Regions from separate parts of the Homo sapiens genome. Here region 2 is linked to region 1. Evidence: chromatin loops called from intact Hi-C (ENCODE). Cell type or tissue: K562. All regions are shown on one strand.

The links. A loop is a pair of places that touch in the nucleus more often than their neighbours do. Peaks named below come from ENCODE experiments on the same cell type or tissue, not always from the same donor. Only the 100,000 strongest peaks of a DNase experiment are listed, where the experiment ranks them.
Region 2: a loop joins it to region 1, with 2.7 times the contacts of the local background. A loop is called at or near these places in 1 of 110 quality-filtered maps.

Annotation. Positions count from the first base shown.
Region 1 is chr4:127,730,293-127,735,292 of GRCh38, forward strand. It overlaps SLC25A31 (solute carrier family 25 member 31), which reads left to right and starts at 108. Exons shown (of 6, transcript NM_031291.4): 1 at 108-485. The coding sequence starts at 254. In K562, a CTCF peak has its summit at 2,538 (motif pointing left); a DNase peak (open chromatin) is centred at 2,499.
Region 2 is chr4:128,048,973-128,053,972 of GRCh38, forward strand. No RefSeq gene overlaps it. Among named protein-coding and RNA genes, the nearest start is that of LARP1B, 9.8 kb to the right of the region's middle. RefSeq lists an enhancer at 3,719-3,888. In K562, a CTCF peak has its summit at 2,445 (motif pointing left); no DNase peak of the experiment used is centred here.

The DNA of each region.
Region 1 (5,000 bases):
CGCATCCAGGAGCCACGTGTCAGGAGTCACGTGTCAGGTGTCACGTGTCAGGCGTCACGTGGCTGGAGGCCGTTGGAGCGCCTGCGCAGCTTTTCCGCACGCGCCTCGCCGGCGCGCGGCTCTCTCAGCGTCCCAAGAGCCACTTTCTCGCCAGTACGATGCTGCAGCGGTTTTCCGGTTTTCCGCTTCCCTTCATCGTAGCTCCCGTACTCATTTTTAGCCACTGCTGCCGGTTTTTATATCCTTCTCCATCATGCATCGTGAGCCTGCGAAAAAGAAGGCAGAAAAGCGGCTGTTTGACGCCTCATCCTTCGGGAAGGACCTTCTGGCCGGCGGAGTCGCGGCAGCTGTGTCCAAGACAGCGGTGGCGCCCATCGAGCGGGTGAAGCTGCTGCTGCAGGTGCAGGCGTCGTCGAAGCAGATCAGCCCCGAGGCGCGGTACAAAGGCATGGTGGACTGCCTGGTGCGGATTCCTCGCGAGCAGGGTGCGTCAAGGCAGGCCGCCCCGACAGCCTCTCCCGGCGCCCTCGTCAGCTTCCCAGAGAAGAGGGTGGCTGGGAGGGGCATGATTGTGGGCCCCACAACCACAGCTACAGCTGTCGGTGATGAATTTGCTTCTTACCCTTCCAGAATTTAGTTTCTGAACCTAACAGGCTCTGCTTTTCCAGGGCCGCGTTGGTCCTGACCAAGTCCTGGTACCGGGGAGACCACTGCCTTCTCTTTCTCTAAATCTGCAGTGCGATTTACACCTTGGTGCACCTGTGCCAGGTCCAGAAGGAGAGTGGTTGACCTCCCAGGATTGAGGGAGATGCCATTAGGCACTCTGCTATAACTAGTGCTCTAAGTTGCTTAAATATTTGTTGGTATAATCACCCCACTATGCTCCAGCATGGGCGACAGAGGAGACCTTGAGTCAAAATCTATATGTATATTTGTTGAAATAGTATGTCTAAGAGAAGTACAAATATGGGAGCACTAGGGCTTACCAGTACTCTGAAACCTATTAGTGAAAAGAGGTTCTGCTTATTCTACTGAAGACCAAGGGGGTACTTCGTTCTGCCCAAAATTCAAGGGGGCCCTAAAAAAAAAAAACCCAACCCTCAGTCATCAAGATAAAAAGTATTTTAAGGCCAGGCGCGGTGGCTCACGCCTATAATCCTAGCACTTTGGAAGGCCGAGGCGGGCGGATCACTTGAGCTCGAGCTCAGGAGTTCTAGACAAGCCTGACTAACATGGCGAAACCCAGTCTATGCTAAATATACAAAAATTAGCCGGGCGTGGTGGCGCACGCCTGCAGTCCCAGCTACTTGCGGGACCCTGATGCGGGGATTTCAGGGAGCCCAGATCGCGCCACCGCACTCCAGCCTGGATGAAGGAGTGAGACCCTGTCTCAAAAAAACAAACAAAACTTTAGGGTCCTTCCGTTTCCGAAGCCCCTCTCTTTCAACTAGAGAGAGAGCTGTTCTCCTTTCTCTTTATTTTTTCTATTAAACCTCCACTCCTAAAAACAGGAAAAAAAAAAAACTTTAAACTATTTTAATGCAATCTTTTAAAAATCAAGTCATGCAAAAGAATTCATAACAAACACAATATATACAAGTTTAAAATAAAGATGGGATCAGTATTACCAGTTTTTCTTTTTGCATCAAGCACTGTCCTTATTTAAAATTTCATTTTTGTTCATCATTGATTTTTTCTATTAATATTGGAATGATTTAAAGAAATAACGAAAGTGCTTTGTGAACCATTGCTGCAAAATGGCTCCCAAGTTAGCTAAAGGGATAAGTCTATCAGATATTTTATATAATCCACCCATATAGTTGGATTCAATAGAAAAATCTGTATGATCTTTTAAAAAGAAATAGACATTTATTGTGTATTCTCAAGAAATGAAGTGGCTTCAACTCCAGTGCAGACCTTTCTTTTAGTCCTGTTCTAGGGCCAGATACTGTCCCATTTAAAAAAGCACCTTGTACCCTAGGAATGCTAGGGATGTGGTTACAACTCTTCCAGACCTGTGGCGTGGAGTATATGGGGTCAGGGGTAGAAACTTAATGCATCATCTGGGAGCTAAGCTCAGGTCTTTCATAGTTTGCCTCTCTCCACTCATTCATTTAATTAAAGCAAGCTTCTCATTTCCCCCAAGATTTTTTCAGGAAAAGCAAGGAACCTGTCTCTTCTTCGTTTATATTCTAAGACTTCTGAAGAGAAGTAGGGGCCTCTCTATTATTAGCTTTTCTGCTTCAAATATTTTGTCAGGTAAAATGAAGTATTCTGGTCAGATAGGGCTGACTAGTGCTAATTTATTTCATATTTTAAATGTTTTTCACAATATTTAAACCTAAACGTATTCAATATGGCCCTTGTAAGTTGATATCATTCTCAGATGTATCCTGGTCCTTGCTTTAAGTTCCAAGATGAGAGGATCATAAGTAGAACTTGAAGATGTTTTCTATTATATATAAAGCTTTATGAAGGTACCATGGTGTATCCTATGCTAAGAGATCAGTAATTTACAAGGATACTATTGCCATCTAGAGGCAATTTCGGAAACTTGTGGGGCAATTTTTTTTTATTTAGCACAAAGATAGAGGGGTATAATCCTACTTTACAATGGTATGAAAGGCAAGGGCCAGGAATGTTAAACGTCCTGCTGCTATATGCAGGCCAGTCATACATGATGAAGATTTATCCCGCAACCTGAATGACTTTTAGATCTCCCCTTCGATTTTCGTGTAGCAGTGAAACCTGTTTATGTTTCTCTAAGCCTAGAAATAACTTAACTCTGATTTACTTATAAACACATTGTCTGGGGCATGATTTTAGTATACACTGATTCCAGTAATGCAGCTACCATATAAGGAAGTAGAAAAAAGATCGTACTTTCTTCTGTTCAGAAGTTTACTAAGAGTTCATCATTGCAGAAACTCATGTCAGCAACTCTGCTTATAGTATTTGGTCATCATTTATACAGGTTGAGTATCCGAAAAGCTTGGGACCAAAAGTTGTGGAATTTTTAATTTTTTCAGATTTTAGAATATTCTCATTATATTTACACATGAGCATCCCTAATCTAAAATCCAAAATGCTCTAATAAGCATTTCCTTTGCCCATGATGTCAGTGCTCAAAAAGTTTCAGATTTGGAGAATTTTGGATTTTTGGATTAGTGATGCTCAACCTGTGTCATCTGTATTTGTAGCTATTGAATCTATGATGATTGTATGTATACTTGTACACATATTTATTTGACGTATTTCAAAATGTCAATATGCAGTTAATTACAACTGAATCGTTATAAGTAGAGGCAAGCTTGACTATTATATTTTTGGTATGGTCATGACCTACCAACTTCCTTATTTTAAAACATAAATTTCTTGCAATTTGCCTTCTCTTTCTTTTTTGAAAGTCAAGACACATGCACATCTCAGGTGTCCTGAAGATTGTTTTTATGTTTTCTCTAATTTTATTCACAACTTTTCCTTTCTTTAGGCCATGTGAAATGAGCTGGAGAAAGAGATATGAACACAGAATGCACAACTAGATGCTCTCTAGTTTCTTACCTTATCTCTACTTTCTTTCCATTACAAGAATAGATCTCTGCATTCTTGCCTTGAATATAGCTTTAAATATCACTTTGAGTGTTTCTGACACTTTTTATAAGCTTTTCTTGGCTTATGAAAGCTTCTGGATTTATCCTTATGTTGTTCTTAAAGATTTATTATATTCTTTAGTTGGTTTTATCACCTGCCAACTTTGTATGTGTACTTTTATTTAACACTGTTTAAACCTTTATTATGCAAATAATGCATAATTATTGTAGAAAATTAGAAAATATAAAGAAGCAAAAAGTAACATCACTGCTAAAGTCACCACAATTAACATTTTGGTTTTTCACTGAGCAAAATATACATATGTAAATATGTGTTTAATCAAAGGAACTGTCTTATTAGTATATTGTAAATGTAGCCTTTTAAAGAACTGATTTTCTGGGTGTGGTGGCTCATGCCTGTAATGCCAGCACTTTGGGAGGCAGAGGTGGGCAGATCACTTGAGGCCAGGAGTTCAAGACCAGCCTGGCCAACATGGTGAAACCCCGTCTCTACTAAAAATACAAAAATTAGCTGGGCATGGTGGCGCACGCCTATAGTCCCAGCTACCTGGGAAGCTGAAACACAAGAATCACTTGAACCTGGGAAGCACAGGCTTCAGTGAGCCAAGATCGTGCCACTACACTCCATCCTGGGTACAGAGGAAGACTGTCTCAAAAAAAAAAAAAAAAAAAAAAAAAAGATCCGTACAGTCTCATTTTTACAAGCCTATCCAAACTCTTCTCTTTTAGGAGTTCCGTGTCACGAGTTTATCAGCTTTCATCTAAGCTTTTCCCAAACCCATTTTTCTGAAGACTTAGAACAGTGAGGTTTTTTAATATCCTAGGGTCCATCTTGAAGATGCTATTTTGGGGTATGGGAAGAAAATATTAGGTATTTTATTTATATGTACTTTAAGTAAAATACAAAAATAAATTTTACTGATATTTAATATATAAATTGGCATTGTCCCCTATGCTTGGGCCCAATGTCAGTTACATATCACGGGACATTAAGGGATCCTGAAAAAAAGAGTGGGAGTTACACAAGGTAGAGGGAATGACAAGCACCCTTCCTCAATAATATATTATTGTTTATGTTTGCCCAATTAACTGGATTTATAGATTCTATTATCAGGTTTTAACTAAATCCTCAAAACATGGACAAAACTTTGAAAAAGATTCTGCCGTGAAAACCAAATCAAGGGTAACACCAATATCAAATGATGAACCACAAGAAAAAGCTGATGCCATTTACTCCAAGAAATGGCGTATTATTTCATCATTCACATGACATTCAGTGTAGAAACAATGACAGTCTAATTGGACCTGAGACAAGAAGACTATTTGAAATATAGATTCCTATATACTATTCTTAAAAATGAACTTCACCCTAACAGTGCCTTGAGATAA
Region 2 (5,000 bases), 320 kb after region 1:
TATGTGACATATAGTAATAAAAACATTGTAAGTCAGAAAAAAAGCCAGTAGTCTTCTTACCCTTCATGTTCCCTATGTATGATTTTGTAATTAGAAAAATATTGGGTCACTGAGTTATGCAGACCTCCAAAATGTTGACACATTTCATTACACAACATCAAAAATTAGGTTCATTAAAATCACTACTGAGCTCATCAGAAAATCTTTAAGCACTAGGAAGCTGTTGAGTTCATGGTAATGGTTAAAAGTTTTCCAAGCTTCTCATTTTCTCTTGAAAACTTGAAGGTTATCACTGACAACAAATATTGTCTAGTTGTTGCCACTGATGTGACAGGCTCATTTCATTCATTTTTTAGAAGATGTCTGCCAAATTACCTAAGCACAAGTAAACCTATTTTGTTATCAATAGTTTTTTTCTTTTTTGTGTGTGTGACAGAGTCTCGCCCTGTTCCCTAGGAGTGTAGGGGCGTGATCCCAGCTCACTGCAACCTCTGCCTCCTGGGTTCGTGTGATTCTCCTGTTTCAGCCTCCGGAGTAGCTGGGATTACAAGCACCCACCACCACACCCAGCTAATTTTTGCATTTTTTAGTAGAGACGGGGTTTCACCATGTTGGCCAGGTTGGTCTCGAACTCCTGACCTCAGGTGATCCGCCCGCCTCGGCCTCCCAAAGTGCTAGGATTACAGGTGTGAGCCACCGTGCTCAGCCCCATTTGATCTTATTTCTAGGGGATCATGACACTGAAACCACAGAGAAGGGAATGCAGTCCTCTCATACTACATTGTTCTGCAGTAAGAGATAGCTATAAACTCAAAATAACATAAAGCTGTTTGTGGATTCTTAAATTTTCAGACCAATCTATGAACAAAGCACAAAGGTATATTATGGTTACTCAATAGAGTATAAGTGATTACTCCTGACAATGTAAGGAAAAGGAAGAAATGTCCAGGATGTGGAGACCTCTCATACGCTGCCAGTGGGTGTGTGAATTGGTACAAGAGTTTGGAAAATGACTTGGCAATATTTGGAACAAATGAAGATATGCAGATCCTATGACTCAGAAATTCTATTCCTAAAATGATACCCTCAATAAATTGGCACATGCACACCAGAAAAAAAAATGTTCATAAAAGCCATGTTTACAGTAGTCCCAAATTGGAAGCCGAAAAATTCATCAACAATAGCATAAAAAATTGTGATATAGTCATTCAATGAAATACACATACTATAACAGAATAAATGACCTACAGCTACTCTCAACTTGTATGAATCTTAAAAACATAATATTGAATGAAAGAAGCAAGACGGAAAGTAGCATATGATTCCATCTACATATAGTTTTAAAAATAGGCAAAACTATGGGATGCATGTTTAGTGACAAACCATAAAGAAAAGCAAGAAATTTGAGGAGGCCAAGGCAGGAGTATAGCTTGAGCCCAGGAGTCCAAGACAAGCCTGGGCAACGGACACCTCATCGCTACAAAAATTGAAACAAATAAAAAATTTGCCACGGCCGGGCACAGTGGCTCACGCCTGTAATCCCAGCACTTTGGGAGGCTGAGGCAGGTGGATCACGAGGTCAAGAGATCGAGACCACGCTGGCCAACATGGTGAAACCCCGTCTCTACTAAAAAAAAAATACAAAAATTAGCTGGGCATGGTGGCATGTGCCTGTAATCCCAGCTACTTAGGAGGCTGAGGCAGGAGAATTGCTTGAACCTGGGAGGTGGAGGTTGCAGTGAGCCGAGATTGCATCATTGCATTCCAGCCTGGTAACAAAGTGAGATTTCGTCTCAAAAAAAAAAAATTTGCCAGGCTTGGCAGCTCATGCCTCTGGTCCCAGCTACTTGAGTGGCTGAGGTGGGAGGATCTCTTGAACCTGGGAGGTCAAGGCTGCAGTGAGCCGTGATCGCAGCACTACACTATAGCCTGAACAAAAGAGTGAGATCTTGTCTCGAAAAAAAAAAAAAAAATGGTGTGTGTTGGTGGGGGACACATGGGAGTTCTAATAAGAGGGTTGAATGTAAAAATAAAGAAAAGCAGACAACCGTTGGAAGGTAGAACAAAGGGTAGGATGATATATTCTCATTTTATAGAGTGGCAATATAAGAAGCTCTTTCTAAAATTGGTGAAATACTAAGTAAATGTTCAAATTACTTAAATTATTTAAAATTTCCAAGTAAACAACAAAAATATCAGAAATTGGGAGGAGAATCGAGCAGGGGCTTATGTAAGTGTGTTAAATCCTCATGTTTTATAGTGGCAAGGCAAAAGTTGAAAGATGGTAACTTTGGGGATTAGTACCTTTGTGAAGTAGAACTGTTTTTTTATTTTCATTATAAACAATATTGTACCATTTGGTGTTACCATATGCATAAGCTAATTGCATTTTTTTTTTTTTGAGACGGAGTTTCGCTCTTGTTGCCCAGGTTGGAGTGCAATGGCGCCATCTGCGGCTCACTGCAACCTCTGCCTCCTGGGTTCAAGCGATTCTTCTGCCTCAGCCTCCTGAGCAGCTGGGATTACAGGCCACCACACCCAGCTAATTTTGTATTTTTAGTAGAGACGGGGTTTCTCCACGTTGGTCAGGGTGGTCTCGAACTCCCAACCTCAGGTGATCCGCCCACCTCGGCCTCCCAAAGTGCTGGGATTACAGGTGTGAGCCACCACGCCTGGCGGCTGATTGCATTTTAAAAACCACAAGCTATTTTGTAGTATTGTTGAACAACTTTAAGGGGAAAAAAAGGCAATATAGTGTATTGTTATGGTTAAGAGTATGAACTATGGAGAACTATGAAGCCAGATTGCTTGGGCTCAAATCCTTGCTCTGGCACTTTCTTTTTTTTTTTTTTTTTGAGATGGGAGTCTTTTTTTTTTTTTTTGAGATGGGAGTCTAGTTAGCTCTGTCGCCCAGGCTGGAGTGCAGTGGCATGATCTTGGCTCACTGCAGCCTCCACCTCCCAGGTTCAAGCAATTCTCCCGCCTCAGCCTCCCAAGTAGCTGTGACTACAGGCATGTACCACCACACCCGGCTAATTTTTGTATTTTTAGCAAAGATGGGGTTTCACCATGTTGGCCAGGCTGCTCTTGAACTCCTGGCCTCAGGTGATCCACTGGCCTTGGCCTCCCAAAGTGCTGGGATTACAGGCGTGAGCCACCACGCCCGGCCCTGGCACTTTCTAATTGTATGATTCTAGGCAAGCCATTTATCCATTTTGCCTCAGTTTCCTCATTTAAAAATGGGGGCAATAATAATCTGTATTTTATATAGTTGTTCTTAGGATTAAATGAATTAACACATGTAAAACACTTAGTGTCTAGCATATGTGTGTTAACTATTACCTACCACTAGGTAGTTAATTGTGAAAAATAAAGCTGAAAGGAAAAGATGAAGACTGAAAATTACCCAGTAGACTTATTAACATGTAAGTCATTTGATATTTTAGTGACACGGTTGAGTGATAGAGCCAGAAACTGGACTGAAGAGGGAGAAGTGAAGAAACAGATGCATACTCAATTTTCCATGAATCATTGATCATACTCCTTACATTTTTTTCTTAACTCCTTTGACTTTCCCAAAGATAACTACTATCTTTTTTTTTTTTTTTTTGAGATGGAGTCTCGTTCTGTCACCCAGGCTGGAGTGCAGTGGCACAATCTCGGCTCACTGCCACCCCGCCTCCCCGGTTCAAGCAATTATCTGCCTCAGCCTCCCGAGTAGCTGGGATTATAGGAACATGCCACCACGCCTGGCTAATTTTTGTATTTTTAGTAGAGACAGGGTTTCACCATCTTGGCCAGCCTGGTCTTGAACTCCTGACCTCGTGATCCACCCGCCTCGCCCTCCCAAAGTACTGGGATTACAGGCGTGAGCCACTGTGCCCGGCCTGATAACTGCTATCTTTACTTCTAACACAATAGATTAATTTTGCTCTTTTTGAACTTTAAGTAAATTTAACTCTATACAAATCACAGTGTATTTATGTGTGCCATCTTTTATGTTTACCAGCCTAACACTATGCCTTTGAGATGTATCCATATTGTTGCCTGTAGATGTAGTTAATTTTTCAAAGCTGTATATTATTTCATTATATACTGTATTAGTCAGGGTTCTTTAGAGGGACAGAACTAATAGGATATGAAAGGGAGTTTATTAAGGAGAATTGACTCACACTATCACAAGGTAAAATCCCAGGATAGGTGGTCTGCAAGTTGAGGAGCAAGGAAGTCAGTGGTAGATCAGTCCCCCAAAACCCCAAAAGTAGGGAAGCAGCCTTCTGTTTGTGGCCAAAGGCTCAAGAGCCCCTGGCAAACTACTGGTGTACATCCAAGAGTTCAAAAGCTGAAAAGCTTGTAGTCTGATGTTTGAGGGCAGGAAACATCCAGCATGGGAAAAAGATGAAGGTCGGAAGACTCAGCAAGTCTAGTCCTTCCACTTTCTTCTGCCTGCTTTATTCTAGCCATGCTGGCAGCTGATTAGATGGTGCCCACCCAGATTGAGGTTGAGTTTCCCTCTCCCAGTCCACCAACTCAAATGTTAATCTCTTTTGGCAACACCCTCACAGGCACACCCAGGAACAATTCTTGGATTGAAGGATTTTTATTCTTCAATCCAATCAAGTTGACACTCAATATTAACCATCACATATACCATGCCACTATTTATGTATTCTACTGCTGGTAGGCATTTAGGCTATTTCCAGTTTAGGGCTAGAAGAATGATAAAGAATGCTGGGGTTTTTCTGTTCATGTGTTTTGGTGCACTTGTGCACACATTACTGTTGGAGCAAAATGGCTGGGTCAGAGATATGCTCATATTCAACTATACTAAGTACTGCCAGTTTCCCACAATAGTTGTACTAATTTTGGTAGTGTCACACTGTTTTTTTTCTTTTTTTTTTTTTTTAATGTCATCTGGTAAGTTGTAGTGTTTGTTTCTTTGTTTCTTTTTTTATTTTTTTGAGATGGAGTCTTGCTCTGTCGTTCAGGCTGGAGTGCAG